Linked DNA regions of Homo sapiens: regions 2 and 3 are each linked to region 1. Evidence: read pairs that join two places in POLR2A ChIA-PET (ENCODE). Cell type or tissue: GM12878. All regions are shown on one strand.

What was found. Peaks named below come from ENCODE experiments on the same cell type or tissue, not always from the same donor. Only the 100,000 strongest peaks of a DNase experiment are listed, where the experiment ranks them.
Region 2: POLR2A ChIA-PET joins it to region 1 with 5 read pairs; 4 of 35 experiments call an interaction of 5 or more read pairs at or near these places.
Region 3: POLR2A ChIA-PET joins it to region 1 with 5 read pairs; 7 of 35 experiments call an interaction of 5 or more read pairs at or near these places.

Annotation. Positions count from the first base shown.
Region 1 is chr4:82,902,453-82,907,452 of GRCh38, forward strand. It overlaps THAP9 (THAP domain containing 9), which reads left to right. Exons shown (of 5, transcript NM_024672.6): 2 at 2,284-2,479; 3 at 3,872-4,175. Among named protein-coding and RNA genes, the nearest start is that of THAP9-AS1, 4.0 kb to the left of the region's middle. In GM12878, no CTCF peak of the experiment used is centred here; DNase peaks (open chromatin) are centred at 1,454, 3,019 and 4,114; H3K4me3 peaks cover 278 bases; H3K27ac peaks cover 486 bases.
Region 2 is chr4:82,792,986-82,797,985 of GRCh38, forward strand. All of the region lies in intron 1 of SCD5 (stearoyl-CoA desaturase 5), which reads right to left. Among named protein-coding and RNA genes, the nearest start is that of SCD5, 3.3 kb to the right of the region's middle. RefSeq lists an enhancer at 4,037-4,558. In GM12878, no CTCF peak of the experiment used is centred here; no DNase peak of the experiment used is centred here; H3K4me3 peaks cover 783 bases.
Region 3 is chr4:83,098,534-83,103,533 of GRCh38, forward strand. The region is part of intron 3 of PLAC8 (placenta associated 8); the gene reads right to left. Among named protein-coding and RNA genes, the nearest start is that of PLAC8, 14 kb to the right of the region's middle. In GM12878, no CTCF peak of the experiment used is centred here; no DNase peak of the experiment used is centred here.

The sequences.
Region 1 (5,000 bases):
AACTACTCAGGTGTCCCAGCCCACCCCATGGACTAAGAATATCAACAGCTGTACTCACTAGGCATACCTGTTGGGAAGCTTTGCATCAGAGGACCACGCTAGTAATAGAAGTTGTTGGACCAGCCAACTTTTGAGGGTTCCTTGCACGTTTAGAGACTATACCCAATCTGTGGAAAAGCTCCCTTGCAAAATATGTTCCATGAGTTAGAAAAGAACTCAGTGAAAAAAGATAGATTTGCCCCAACTTTATTGGAAAAAGAATTCCCTGTTCATTTGCCCTTGATCAAGTATCATCATCTTCTTAGAACAATAAAATTATAATCCCAGAAATGGAATTAGTTGTTCTTAGGAAAGATCGAACTTTGGATAGTACTTTACAGTTTACAAAGTGATTTTGAATACATTTGTAGCCTCATACACTCTTACTACAGCCCTGTGAGGAAGTTCTAAGATTGAGAGATGTGTCTAATACCATATAGCTGGTAGAAGGTCACTGAAGCTTAAATACAGGTTTTCCAATTCAGAGTTCTTTCTCAAGGTGATTTAGAGAGCATATCAGAATTATGTTTTACCATGCTGCTATATTTTTGTAGCATTTAGCTGAGAAATAAAATTTATACCAATCTCAGTTCTAGTAACTATGTGTTTTAAAGTCTAAATTAAAATACACAAAAAGCATAGTTACCTATAAGTCTGTCTCTAAGATAACGTCAAAGAAGAAGGGGCAGAAAGAGTAGTTTTGTGCTTTTTATTGTGTTAATTTCACAAGTTTCTTTTTCTTTTCTTTTTTGAGATGAAATCTTGCTGTCGCCCAGGCTGGAGTGCAGTGGCACTATCTTGGCTCACTGCAACTTTGCCTCCCAGGTTCAAGCGATTCTCCTGCCTCAGCCTCCCTAGTAGCTGGGATTACAGGTGGGAGCCACCAGGCCCGGCTAATTTTTGTATTTTTATTAGAGACAGGGTTTCACCATGTTGTCCAGGCTGGTCTTGAACTCCTGACCTCAAGTGATCCGCCCGCCTCGGCCTCCCAAAGTGTTGGGATTACAGGCGTGAGCCACCACGCCTGGCCGACAAGTTTCTAAACATAATTTGGCTTGGATTGAAAAATAAATAAATGCAAGGTAATTTTTATAATCAAGGCTAGGAAAAAGTAGTGCCTTTAAACATGAAAAAACAATATAGTAAATATACTTGTCTTGTTTTCTACTGCTGCATAACAAGTTACCTCAAAATTCAGTATAAACATTTTTATCTCACACATTTCTGAGGGTCAGGAATTCAGGAGTGTAGCTCGATGTTACAGTATCTCATAAGATTGCACTCATCTGAAGGCTGAAGTCACCTGCTTTCAAAAAGACTAACTCAACATGGCCTTTGACTGGAGGCCTCAGTTCCTCACCAACTAGTTTTCTCCACAGGACTGCTTTATAACATGCCAGATACCTTACCACAGAGCAAACCATTCTCTACAGAGAGCAAGGAGGAAAGCTTGTTCCTTTATGACGTAGTCTGTGGTCACTTACTGTCACATGTTCTTTTTCCATTCCTTAGCAAATCACTAACTCTAGCCCATACTCACTCAAGGGGAGGGGAATTAGGCTCCCCCTTTTTTTTTTTTTTTTTTTTTTTGTTACGGAGTTTCACTCTTGTTGCCCAGGCTGGAGTGTAATGGTGCGATCTCGGCTCACTGCAGCCTCCACCTCCGGATTCAAGAGATTCTCCTGCCTCAGCCTCCCCAGTAGCTGGGATTACAGGCACCCGCCACCACGTCCGGCTAATTTTTTATATGTTTAGTAGAGACGGGGTTTCACCATGTTGTCCAGGCTGGTCTTGAACTCCTGACTGCTGATCCTCCCGCCTCAGCCTCCCAAAGTGCTGGGATTACAGGCATGAGCCACTGCACCCAGCCAGGCTTCACTTCTTAAAAGGAAGAGTACCAAATAGTTTAAAATCACTACAGGAAAGGAAAAGATGCATATATTCTTTAACCATTTAAATTTGAGCAAATTCTATTAAGTGTAGGAAGTGAAGACAAAATATAGTAGGATTTTTAATATGGGAATTGCCCCTCTATGATTGACAAAGAAAAATCAGATATTGAACCTTTGGATTAAAAAAAATCAAAGAACTTTGAAAAATGAACTAAGTAAATTAAACTTTTAATTCACTTGGCTTTATGTTTCTATAAAGCAGTAAAATAATAGATGGGTTTATATAATAAATACTACTGTAATAGTACTATAATGTTTTCATGTTAATGGAACTTTAATGTGATTGTCATAGATTTCCAACTGATACCATACAGCGCTCAAAATGGATCAGGGCTGTTAATCGTGTGGACCCCAGAAGCAAAAAGATTTGGATTCCAGGACCAGGTGCTATACTGTGTTCCAAACATTTTCAAGAAAGTGACTTTGAGTCATATGGCATAAGAAGAAAGCTGAAAAAAGGAGCTGTGCCTTCTGTTTCTCTATACAAGGTATTTAAATGTAGGTGTAAGTCAACAAAATGAAAATTTACAGAGCCTTTAAAAATCAAGATAGCCCCCATTATAGCTAGAATTTGCAGACAAAAAAACCCAAGTCTTAAATCCAGTAATAGATTTTAAATGCTTTGAAAATTTAAAAAAAAAATTATATATATTAGCATTTGTTCTGGAGCTTTTAAAAAACTATATAAATGCAAATCATTTGTCTAGATATATATAAAGGTTACTAACCAATTGCAAAAATCAACTGGTAGATATAAATAGCCTTAGAATACAGGCTTTTGTTAAGTATGAGACAGCTTTCATAGTACTTTGAAATTATCTATGTTTTTTGGTTCCTCCTAATAATGTTATTTATCTTGATCAAAAATATACCTAATTATTAACATTGATACAGGAAGTATGTGGGAAATAATGAAACTTTCTATGAGTGAGTCACCAGTATTGGTATGATATTCTTCTGTTTCCTATGACTGTTTTTATTTTATCCTTTTACCCCTTAACCACAACTCTGACACATGGGCTTTCACTTTCTGCACAGTCTGTGATAGTCACCTAACTGTTCTATTCTGACACTAGCCTTACTTTCCTCTTAATCGTCAGTCTCCTTCTTCCAGTATTGGTTTATCTCATTCCCCTATTCGGAAGTATTTAGTTGGTGTCAAATTCAAACTCACCAAGTCCCAAGAGCTTCCTATTAACTGATTTGTACATTTTTAACTGTCCTGAATTATCTTTTCAAACCATATATACTTACTATATATGTGATAAATTTGCTTGCTTTCATACTTTTGTGTAAAATCAATAATGGCTGCCATGTGTTGAGAGCTACAATGGTCCAGGCATTGTACTAGGAGATTTACATAAATTCTTATATTGTATCTTCAAAAGAATCCTGTATTATTATCCACATTTTACAGATGAGGACACAAGGGATTGTAGAGCTTATGTGACAGCTAATTGAGGGAGCTAAGATTCAAACCCAGGTCAGTCTTAATTCCAAAGCCATGCACTGTCCACTATGCCTTCTTTTTTGCACAAATAACTTCTCTGTCACCTTCATTAACCATGTTATTGTACCTTCTAAGAACTGCTTAAAACTCACTTCCATGAAGCCATCCCAGTTTACTACCACCTTTCTCTAGTTACTTTATTTCAGAAACTTTCAACATCATATTAATATTTCTGTGTAGTGCAAAAAAAAAAAGCCTGTTTATATTACCCTATAAACTATACATTAAAACATTCAGAGATTATGACCTTTTCTTTCCTAACTAACTCTCCACAGCAACCAGATTAGTGCTTTGTATTTAGGGTATTTTTACAGATACTCTTCTATGTGATTATTTCTAAAATAACTTTAATTTTATATATCTGTCATAGATTCCTCAAGGTGTACATCTTAAAGGTAAAGCAAGACAAAAAATCCTAAAACAACCTCTTCCAGACAATTCTCAAGAAGTTGCTACTGAGGACCATAACTATAGTTTAAAGACACCTTTGACGATAGGTGCAGAGAAACTGGCTGAGGTGCAACAAATGTTACAAGTGTCCAAAAAAAGACTTATCTCCGTAAAGAACTACAGGATGATCAAGAAGAGAAAGGGTTTACGATTAATTGATGCACTTGTAGAAGAGAAACTACTTTCTGAAGAAACAGAGTGTCTGCTACGAGCTCAATTTTCAGGTACTTCCCCCTAGTAACCTGTAGTATTTACAAAAATAGCTATTTTTCTGAGGTACCATTAAGTATTTATTTTGTTCTTGCCTATGAAAACATGCTTTCAGTTGGGAAGTGAAAGTCTCAGTAGCTTAAGAAGAATGAAAATTAATCACCAAAATTCTTTTGTATCTTATGGTTTTCCAGTTATAAAAGTAACATTTATTATAGGAAAAGCAAAGAAATATTTAAGTAATTAAAATAATGTTAATCCCACTACCCAGAGATGAAACCATATGGTTTATACCATTTTCTGTTCTGCACTTATCACTTTTTGTAGTAGCTCTTACCCATTTGCTACTGCAAATTCATTATAAACAGTTTTAACTGCTACATAATTTTACCAAAGTCTTTTTGCAGTAGAGTTGTACTAGTTTGCAGAATTTCTTTGAGCTTGGAAATTGTGTATCTCCACATTTTTTTCTAAAATATTCTATAGAGTAGACTATAAACCCATGGAAAGGCTACCTAGTCCTCTTTAGAGTGAACTAAGATCTTTGAAGAAGGGCAAAATAAAAATTGCCAACTTGTTCTTTGATGAAAGCAGCAGAGATTTGGATTTACATTCTAGGAAAAGAGAAATGTGTCCTCTTTTTAGAAAAGAGTAGCTATCTCCAAAGGAGATGAATATTTTATGTTTTTCCAAGAGGGGACTAGAGGTCATAAATAGGAATCCCCACCAGGAACAGAATTTTTTTTTTTTCTCTTGATATTAGGCAAGATGGTCTGTTCAGTCTGAATAGTACCCTATCCCCAGAAATGTTTTTCATATCTAATTTTCACCCTCAGATA
Region 2 (5,000 bases), 110 kb before region 1:
TTGTTGGGACTATTAGAGCCAGCAAAAGCACACTCTATTCTTTCGGGTCTAGCTGCAATCCAGGCTTGGGTAAGGCTCTTAATGCTTGCCCATTTGTTAAAAATGCAAGAGTTGTAACAACAATGGGCTTGGAATTACAACGTTTGAAAGGAAGAGTCATTCACTTTTCTTAGATTTTTAGTAGTTTAATTGAGCATTAAAGTTTTTTAAATGATGAGTCAAAGGAAGAGGGAGGGAGAAAAGTCAAAACTGAGACTCTAAGAGATTCAAAGAAATGATGTGGCCCTGTTTCTGTAGCAATTGTAACTGGCTGTGCTCAAAAATCCCAAAGAAAACGCTCAAGACCAGCTGAGTTGTCAGCTGAACAAAAAGATCCCAGCTACAAAACAATGATCTTTTGGAGGAAAACAGGAGGAAGATGGAATGAAAGAGAAGGGCATGAAGGAGGGAGGAAGCACAGAAGGGATTTGTGTTCATCTCTCTTTGGAACGTTGAGAAAGAGCCCTTATTTCCAAAGCCAAATCTATCTTTTCTATGCAAGAGAGGCTGTGAAGCCAAGTTCTGTGCCATCTTTGTGGAATTTATTGCGCTGCCGGAAGACTTTTTTTTCTTCTGCTAAAGAAAAGGGGCCAGTATTAGGACCAATAATAATGACAGTGAATAATTAACACCAACCAAGAGCCAGGCACTGTGCTCAGTGATTTACACATATCATCTAATTTGATTCTCACAACTTTAGGAACAAACAGTATTAATATATCCATTTTAAAGGTGAGAAAACTGCTTCAGAGATGTAAATTTGTCCAAGGCCATTCAGCTGGTAAGTAAGTAGAAGAGCAGGGATTCACATTCAGATCTGCCTGTCTACTGAGCCTTGCTTACTCTAGAAAACCTTGGGGCAAGACAGAAGTCCATGACCATGCATTCTTGGGGGTCCTCAACAACCTGAGGGACTTGATGGAAAAGAAGCACAACCCAATGAAGACATCAGGACCAGGTACAGACTACCCGATGCCCAACGGAAGACAGCTCATCTTTGGGCAAATTTCAGAATGTGACTGGTGGACCAGTGCCTTCCAAGCCCCAGCTTCTACTGACCATCCCATCACCCCACACTGCCTTGTTAATCTCCACCACTTCTCAGTTTCCTTGCCATATGCTGAATCCCACTCAGGATGGTACAGATGCTCCAAGAACCCAGCAGGGCACCAGAGAACGCTATATCTGCCTTAACAATGGTCACGTTTGCGCCAAGACAGGATAGAAGGATGGCTGATCTATCAAAGGAAACAGGGAAAATTACTGCTTTGCATGCCTGGTGCTGTCACTGAAGTTATCTCATGAGGAAAAGAGTCATGATGTCACTATGGGACACATTTAGGGGACTCGGATGACATTTAGGGAAAAAACAGAAAAGGCCTTGATGTTTCTGGGAGCCAACAGCCAGATGTCTGGAGGCCATCAGGGGAGGCTCCGCTGGGAAGCAGCCCCAGGACTCACACGTCCACACAGTAACTGCAAGGCCTCACTCCCTGCTCTACCCATCTTGGGATTCAGGGCATTGACTAACTGTCCCTTTGGCCAGAAACTCTCAAGCAGGCATTTTTGTGAGCTCAAGCCTTCAGATGCAGGTTTTTCCTCTAGTTGGAGTTTGCATTCTGTCCATTTTTTTTTTTTTTTTTGAGACGGAGTCTCACTCTGTCGCCTAGGCTGGAGTGCAGTGGCGCAATCTCGGCTCCCTGCAAGCTCCACCTCCCAGGTTCACGCCATTCTCCTGCCTCAGCCTCCCGAGTAGCTGGGACTACAGGTGCCCACCACCACGCCCGGCTAATTTTTGTATTTTTTTTAGTAGAGATGGGGTTTCACCGTGTTAGCGAGGATGGTCTCGATCTCCTGACCTTGTGATCAGCCCGCCTCGGCCTCCCAAACTGCTGGGATTATAGGCGTGAGCCACCATGCCCGGCCGCTTTCTGTCCTTGAAAGTCATGAACGCATTGCTGAGGACCTGGGGGCACCAAGAGCATTCTGTCCTGACAGCCTGCCCACTCATAAAACGAAAAGGATAAAAAGGGAAAACAACATGCTCTGGCCCCAAGGAGAACTAACAACTTGATGAACTAACAATTTGATGGCTCTTTCACGGATGACATTTTACCACCACACAAATTACTCTCTGCACACTGCACATCCAACACATCCCCTGCTGGGTGCACTGCATAGATGCCTCTTGTTTCCAGCACAACCTCATCTGGTGTGGAGGGTGGCAAGCAATGGACAGGCTAAGCCTATTTCCTCTACAAGTCAGGTCCTTGAAGTGCATGAGCAGCCCACTGGGGCATGAACTTGGCCCTAATGCTACACATAACCAGTAGGGAGGTGGTGAAAAAGGGCCTTCAGTGGGGGGAAATTTGTGGATCAAGGCACCAGGGCTTTCACTGAAAATAACCCTGAGTCAGTGGTCTGCCTCGTCCCTCTGCTTACTATGTAGCCTAGCCATCAGCACAGCTGATCTTAGCTGGTCTCTGATTGTCCCTCATTTCTTCCCTCAAAAGCTATTCATGAGACTGGGTACAGTGGCTCACGCCTGTAATCCCAGTACTTTGGGAGGACTGCTTGAGCCCAGGAATTCAAGACCGGCCTGGGCAACATGGTGAGACCCCCATCTCTACAAAAAAATGAAAAAGAAAATAGCCAGGTGTGGTGGTGCACACCTGTAGTCCCAGCTACTTGGGAGGCTGCGGTGGGAGCATTGCTTGAGCCCAGGAGACTGAGACTGCAGTGAGCTATGATCGTGCCACTGCACTCCAGCAAGACCCTGTCTCACAAAAAAAAAAAAAAAAAAAAAAAAAAGCAGCAGAGGCAGTAGCTATTCATCAGATAAGACCCATTGTTTGGACTGTTTCTAAGTCACAATTTTGGACCTTAAAACTCTAATATCTACCATTGTCTGCTATTTTTTTTTTTAGGGAGGCAATGAAGGTGGGGAGAGAATTAAGACTTACGGGCCGGGCGCAGTGGCTCACGCCTGTAATTCCAGCAGTTTAGGAGGCTGAGGTGGGTGGATCACGAGGTCAGGAGATTGAGACCATCCTGGCTAACACGGTGAAACCCCATCTCTACTAAAAATACAAAAAATTAGCCGGGCGTGGTGGCGGGCACCTGTAATCCCAACTACTTGGGAGGCTGAAGCAGGAGAATGGTGTGAACCCAGGAGGCGGAGCTTGCGGTGAGCCGAGATCGCACCACTGCACTCCAGCCTGGGCGACAGAGCGAGACTCTGTCTCAAAAAAAAAAAAAAGACTTAGGAAATAGCAGATGAAGCACAGGCAGAATTTATCCAGGAAGGTATGGAATGGGGTTTGGGACATGAGTCACAAAGGGGAAACCAGATTCCTTCAGTGTGTTAACTTCTCTAAGGAAGCTAGAGGACACTGGGGCCTGGGAGGTGTCCTCTAAGCCAAGATCTTTCAGAACAAAGGTTCTATCTTCACCACAGAGAGCGGTCCGGAAAGGGCAGAGGTGACCTGGCAAACTTGGAGAGAGGGGCCTTGTCCTTGTGGCTCCTGGTCCAGTGCCAGGGTCTTGGGGCTCAGAGGCTGTAAGAAGTGGAGCCAGTGAGCCCTAGGCATGTAAGATAATATTTTAAGTGCTCACTTTTCCCTGAGCACTCTCTGAACACCACAGCTATTAAAGATAAGCCTCAATCCCCTAGAGGTCACCAGGCTCTGAGGACCAAGCCCAGCCCTGCCTCTGGAAGCAGGGGGGAGAGAGGAGCTTGTTGGAGAACTCTGGGCAATAAGGGCTTTGGTTGGCAGTGTCGGAGTGTGTTGATGAAGCAACAGCTGAACATCATACAGTCTACAGTCAGTTGGAGAATTAAACCAACACATAAAGGTGATGGTGAAAAGGACACAGAAATGAGGAGGTGCACTGAGAGAAGGAAAGATGAAGCAGGAGATTTCCCAGAGCTTTGGGGAGACTTTAAAGGCTTTAGGGATCCCCAAAGATCCTACCTCTCTCACCATCCGTCAACTCTGCTATGCCCTCCCTGAGCCACACCCCCTAAGAGGTACCCACTTCTGGATGGGTTTACTTCCAAGAGCAGGGACTGCAGGATTTCAAGGGAAGGCTTGGAACCATAGTGGCCCCATTATCTACCTAGGCATTTGCAGCTGGCACCATGCCAAAAAAGCCCTGTAGAAAGAGGTCTTATTTTCTTCCTTCCTCTTCCCCTCTGGAAATAAAAGTAGGTTGTGTTTCTCCTGCCCGCCCCTAGAGATCAGGGAAACGGGAGCTGGAAGGGCATCTTGGATTACCTCGTCAAATTCTCACTCAGCATATCAATGCCTGTGCCTTTTGTCCTGGCTACTGCCGCTTCAGTAAAGGAGGCCAAAACCAGTTATTGCGGCCAGGGCGGCTGCGAAGTGGTTCAAAGATCAACGACTGGGGTCGTGTAGGGTGGGCACGCAGTCCCTGGGGCCCAGGGGAAGGGGAATGGTGGTCGGCGCCCGGGCTCCCTTCCCTACTGGCAGGAGTGGGGGTGCACGGAAGGAGGGTACCAGGAGAGCCACAGGTTCCCACTGGCCACATGGGAACAGGGTTTGGAGAAGGCTCTGCACAGCCACAGTCGGAGCTTCGTGCTAGGGTCAGACCGCTCTCGCCATGGGATCGGTTTGCTCACCGAGAAACTTCACCGAGAACTGCAAATGGGCATAGAAGATTGCGGAGGGGGCAGGGACAGGGGCCTTGGAGAGGCAAGAGGGGAACCGGTATCTTCCATCTGGTGCGCGTAAACCAAGACTCTATCCTGTGCCGGGTCTCTCCTCCCCGGTCCAACTCCCTTACTTGTCCTCATCTCTGTCCCCAAGGTCCGTGACCCGCGGAGGTGATGGGGGGGATAGGAGAGCCCCAGGGACCGCAGAGGTGACACAATCGCCCGCCCGTCCTCCCTCGCTGGGAGCCGATTCAGCCTGTGCCGAGCCTCTCCCTTCGCGCGCCTC
Region 3 (5,000 bases), 200 kb after region 1:
AATGCAAACATGAAATTTGGTTTTCTCTTTCAAAGATGATTTTTATGTAATGTTAAAAGATAATGAAAGAGTTTTGTTTTCTCCTTTGGGTAAATGGCAGGGAAAAAAAGGAGGACAGAAAGAAGAGACAGATTCAGCTGGCTTCATGCTATCTTCATTGAGTCTTGTTTGGAAAGCTAAGTCTCCTCTATCAGAATAAAGGTTTTTTTTTTTTTAATTTTTTTGAGTTATTTTTGCCAAATGAATGACTTATGGTGACTTGGGATTCTATTTTGTGATATCTGGTGTTTTAAACCTTTGATATTTGACAAGCTTTCCAAAATCAAATTATAAATTATGTCTCTTTCTAACCTAATATTTAGATATTAGGTCCTCTAAAGTCTCAAAATGGCTTATTTGGTACAAAAATCATACAGGAAGCATTGTCAAATATCAAATGACTTTCTTTGGTCTATATTTGTGTAAATGTGTTATTGGTGTATGTTCCAAAATTATATAAAACTGCTATAATTCTAATATGACTTAGTATATGTTAACAATAATAATTATAATTATTATGTTAAATGACTGTGTGCCACAGAAGTAAATTTCCTTGTCAATTGTGCCTTTAACTGTGGCTGCCCTAAAATGTTTTTGTCATCCACAGACAATTGTTTTCTCACTTTGGTCCTCTTTAAAAGATGATTTTATAATCAGCTATAACTTTTTTTTTTTTTGAGATGGAGTTTCATTCTTGTCCAGGCTGGAGTACAATGATGCAATCTTGGCTCACTGCATTTACAAATTGAAGGTTTGTGGCAACCCTGCATCAAGCAAGTCTAAGGGTGCCATTTTTTCCAATAGCGTGTGCTCACTTCATGTCTCTGTGTCACAGTTTGGAAATTCTTGCAATATTTCAATTTTTTTCATTCTTATTATATCTGTTATGGCCACCTGTGATCATTAAGAGTTTGATGTTACTATTTATTTTGGGGCACCATGAACTGCACCCATCCATATAAGATGGTGATATAGTTTGGATGTTGTCCCCACCCAAATCTCACATCAAATGTAATCCCCAATGTTGGAGGTGGGGCCTGGTGGGAGGTGACTGGATCATAGCAGCAGATTTTCCCTTTAGTACTGTGTTCCAATAGTGCGTGAGTTCTCGTGAGATCTGGTTGTTTAAAAGTGTGTAGCAGAGGCTGGGCATGGTGGCTCACACCTGTAATCCCAGCACTTTGGAAGGCCAAGGCAGGCGGATCACAGGGTCAAGAAATCTAGACCATCCTGGCCAACATGGTGAAACCCCATCTCTACTAAAAATACAAAAAAAAAAAAAAATTAGATGGGTGTGGTGACGCACACCCGTACTCCCAGCTACTCAGGAGGCTGAGGCAGGAAAATTGCTTGAACCTGGGAGGCAGAGGTTGCAGTGAGACGAGATCATACCACTGCACTCCAGCCTGGTGACAGAGCGAGACTCTGTCTCAAAAAAAAAAAACAAAAAACTGCCGGGCGCGCGAGGCGGGCAGATCACAAGGTCAGGAGATCGAGACCATCTTGCCTAACATCCTGCCTAGACGGTGGAACCCCGTCTCTACTAAAAATACAAAAAAATAGCCAGGCGTGGTGGCGGGCTCCTGTAGTCCCAGCTACTTGGGAGGCTGAGGCAGGAGAATGGCGTGAACCCAGGAGGTGGAGCTTGCAGTGAGCCAAGATCGTGCCACTGCACTCCAGCCTGGGTGACAGAGCGAGACTCCATCTCAAAAAAAAAAAAAAAAATGTGTAGCACCTCTGTCTCCCTTCCTCCTGCTCCAGTCATGTGAAGTGCTGGCTCCCCCTTTGCTTTCTGCCATAATTGTAAGCTTCCACAGGTCTCCCTAGAAGCAGATGCCACTATGCTTCCTGTACAGCCTGTGGAACCATGAGCCAATTAAACCTCTTTTCTTTATAAATTACCCAGTCTCAGGTACTTCTTTATAGCAATGCGAGAACCTTTTCTTTATAAGTTACCCAGCCTCAGGTACTTCTTTATAGCAATGCGAGAACGGACTAATACCGACAGCAAATTTAATTGATAAATGTGTGTATTCTGACTGCTCCACTGACCAGCTGTTCTGTTCTCCTATCTCTCTTCCTCTCCTTGGGCCTCTCTATTCCCTGAGACACAACAATACTGAAATTAGGTCAACCAATAACCCTACAATGGCCTCTAAATGTTCAAATGAAAGGAAGAGTCACATATCTCCTACTTAAATCAAAAGCTAGAAATAATTAAGCTTAGTGAGAAAAACATATTGAAACCAGAGAGAGGCTGAAAGCTAGTCCTCTTGTGCCAAATGGTTAGCCAAGTTGTGAATGCAGTGGAAAAGTTCTTGAAGGAAATTAAACATGCTACTCCGGTGAACATAAAAATGATAGGAAAGCAAAACAACCTTATTGCTAATCTGGAGAAAGTTTGAGTGGTCTGGATAGGAGACCAAACCAGCCACAACATTCCCATAAGTCAAAGCCTAATCCACAGCAAGGCCCCAGTGCTCTTCGGGTTCTATGAAGGATAAGAGAGACAAAGCTGCAGAAGAAGCTGGGCGTGGTGGCTCATGCCTATAATCCCAGCACTTTGGGAGGCCGAGTTGGGCAGATCACGAGGTCAGGAGATTGAGACCATCCTGACCAACATGGTGAAATCCCGTCTCTACTAAAAATACAAAAAAATTAGCTGGGTGTGGCGGCACGGGCCTGTAATCCCAGCTACTGGCGAGGCTGAGGCAGGAGAATCGCTTGAACCCGGGAGGCAGAGTTTGCAGTGAGCCAAGATCGTGCCCCACTGCACTCCAGCCTGACGACAGAGCGAGACTGCATCTCAAAACAAAAACAAAAACAACAACAAAAAAGAAAGCTGCAAAAGAAAAGTCTGAAGCTAAAAGAGGTTGCTTCATGAGGTTTAAGGAAAGATGTCTTCTCCGTAACATAAAAGCACAAGGCGAAGCAGCAAGTGCTGATGGAGAAGGTGTGGCAAGTTATCCAGAAGGCCTAGCTAAGATAATTGATTAAGGTGGCTACGCTAAAAAACAGATTTTCAATGAAAATGAAACAGCCTTATTGGAAGAAGATGCCATCAAGGAAATTCAAAGTTAGAAAGGAGAAGTCCGTGCCTGTATTCAAAGGTGCCAAAGACAGGCTGACTCTCTTGTTAGGAGATAATGCAACTGGTGACTTTAAGTTGAAGCCAATGCTCATTTACTATTTGCAAAATCCTAGAGCCCTTAAGAATTATTCTAATCACTTTTCTTTCCCCTACCCCATGAGAAAAAAAAATAATTATGCTAAATCTGCCTGTGCTCTATAAATGGAACCACAAAACCTGATGACAGCACGTGTTGACAGCATTGTTTACCAAATATTAAGCCCACAACTGAAACCTATACTCACAAAGAAAGATTATTTTCAAAATATTACTGTTCACTAACAATGTACCTAGACATCCAAGAACTCTGATGAAGACATACAAAGAGATTAATGTTATTTTCATGCCTTCTAAAAGAACACCTATTCTGCAGCCAATCAAGGAGTAATTTTGATTTTCAAGTCTTATTATTTAAAAAAAAAAACACTTTTGAAGGCTGTAGCTGCCATAGACAGTGATACCTCTGATGGATCTAGGGAAAATAAATTGAAAATCTTGTGGAAATGATTAATAATTTTAGGTTTCATTAAGAACATTCATGATTCCTGGCCAGGTGTGGTGGCTCACAGCTGTAATCTCAGCACTTAGGGAGGCCAAGGCAGGCGGATCACTTGAGGTCAGGAGTTTCGAGACCAGCCTGGCCAACATGGTAAAAACCCATCTCTACCAAAAAATAAAAATAAAAAATTAACTGGGTGTGATGCTGCACATCTATAGCCCCAGGTACTCAGGAGGCTGAGGTGGGAGAATTGCTTGAACCTGGGAGGGGAAGGCTGCAGTGAGCCGAGACGGCGCCACTGCACTCCAGCCTGGGTGACAGAGTGAGACCCTGTCTCAAAAAACAAAACAGAAAAACATTCATGATTCCTGGGGGGAGATCAAAATATCAACAGTAAAGGAGATTGGAAGAAGTTGATTCTATCCCTCATGGATGACTTTGAGGTGTTCAAGACTTCAGTAGAGAAAGTAACTACAGATGTGGTAGAAATAGCAAGAGAACTAGAATTAGAAATGGATCCTAAAGATGTCACTGAATTGCTGCAATCTCATGATAAAACTTGAGGAGCTACTTCTTATGGATGAGCAAAGAAAGCTGTTTCTTGGCCGGGCGCGGTGGCTCACGCCTGTAATCCCAACACCTTGGGAGGCCGAGGCGGGCGGATCATGAGGTCAGGAGATTGAGACAATACTGGCTAACACGGTGAAACCCCGTCTCTACTAAAAATACAAAAAATTAGCCGGGCGTAGTGGCGGGCACCTGTAATCCCAGCTACTCAGGAGGCCGAGGCAGGAGAATGGCGTGAATCTGGGAGGCGGAGCTTGCAGTGAGCCGAGATGGCGCCACTGCACTCCAGCCTGGGTGACAGAGCAAGACTCCCTTTAAAAAAAAAAAAAAGAAAGCTATTTCTTGAGGCTGGGCGCGGTGGCTTCTGCCTGTAATCCCAGCACTGTGGGAGGCCGAGGCGGGCGGATCACAAGGTCAAGAGATCAAGACCATCCTGGCCAACATGGTGAAACCCTGTCTCTACTAAAAATACAAAAATTAGCTGGGCACGGTGGCGGGTACCTGTAATCTCAGCTACTCGGGAGGATGAGGCAGGAGAATCGCTTGAACCTGGGAGGCGGAGGTTGCAGTGAGCCGAGATCTCACCACTGCACTCCAGCCTGGCAACAGAGTGAGACTCCATCTCAACAAAGAAAGAAAGAAAGAAAGAAAGTGGTTTCTTGAGATGGAATCAACTCCTGGTGAAGATGCTGTGACCATGGTTGAAATAACAACAAAGGATTGAGAATATTCCATAAGCTTAGTTGATAAAGCCGTAACAGGGTT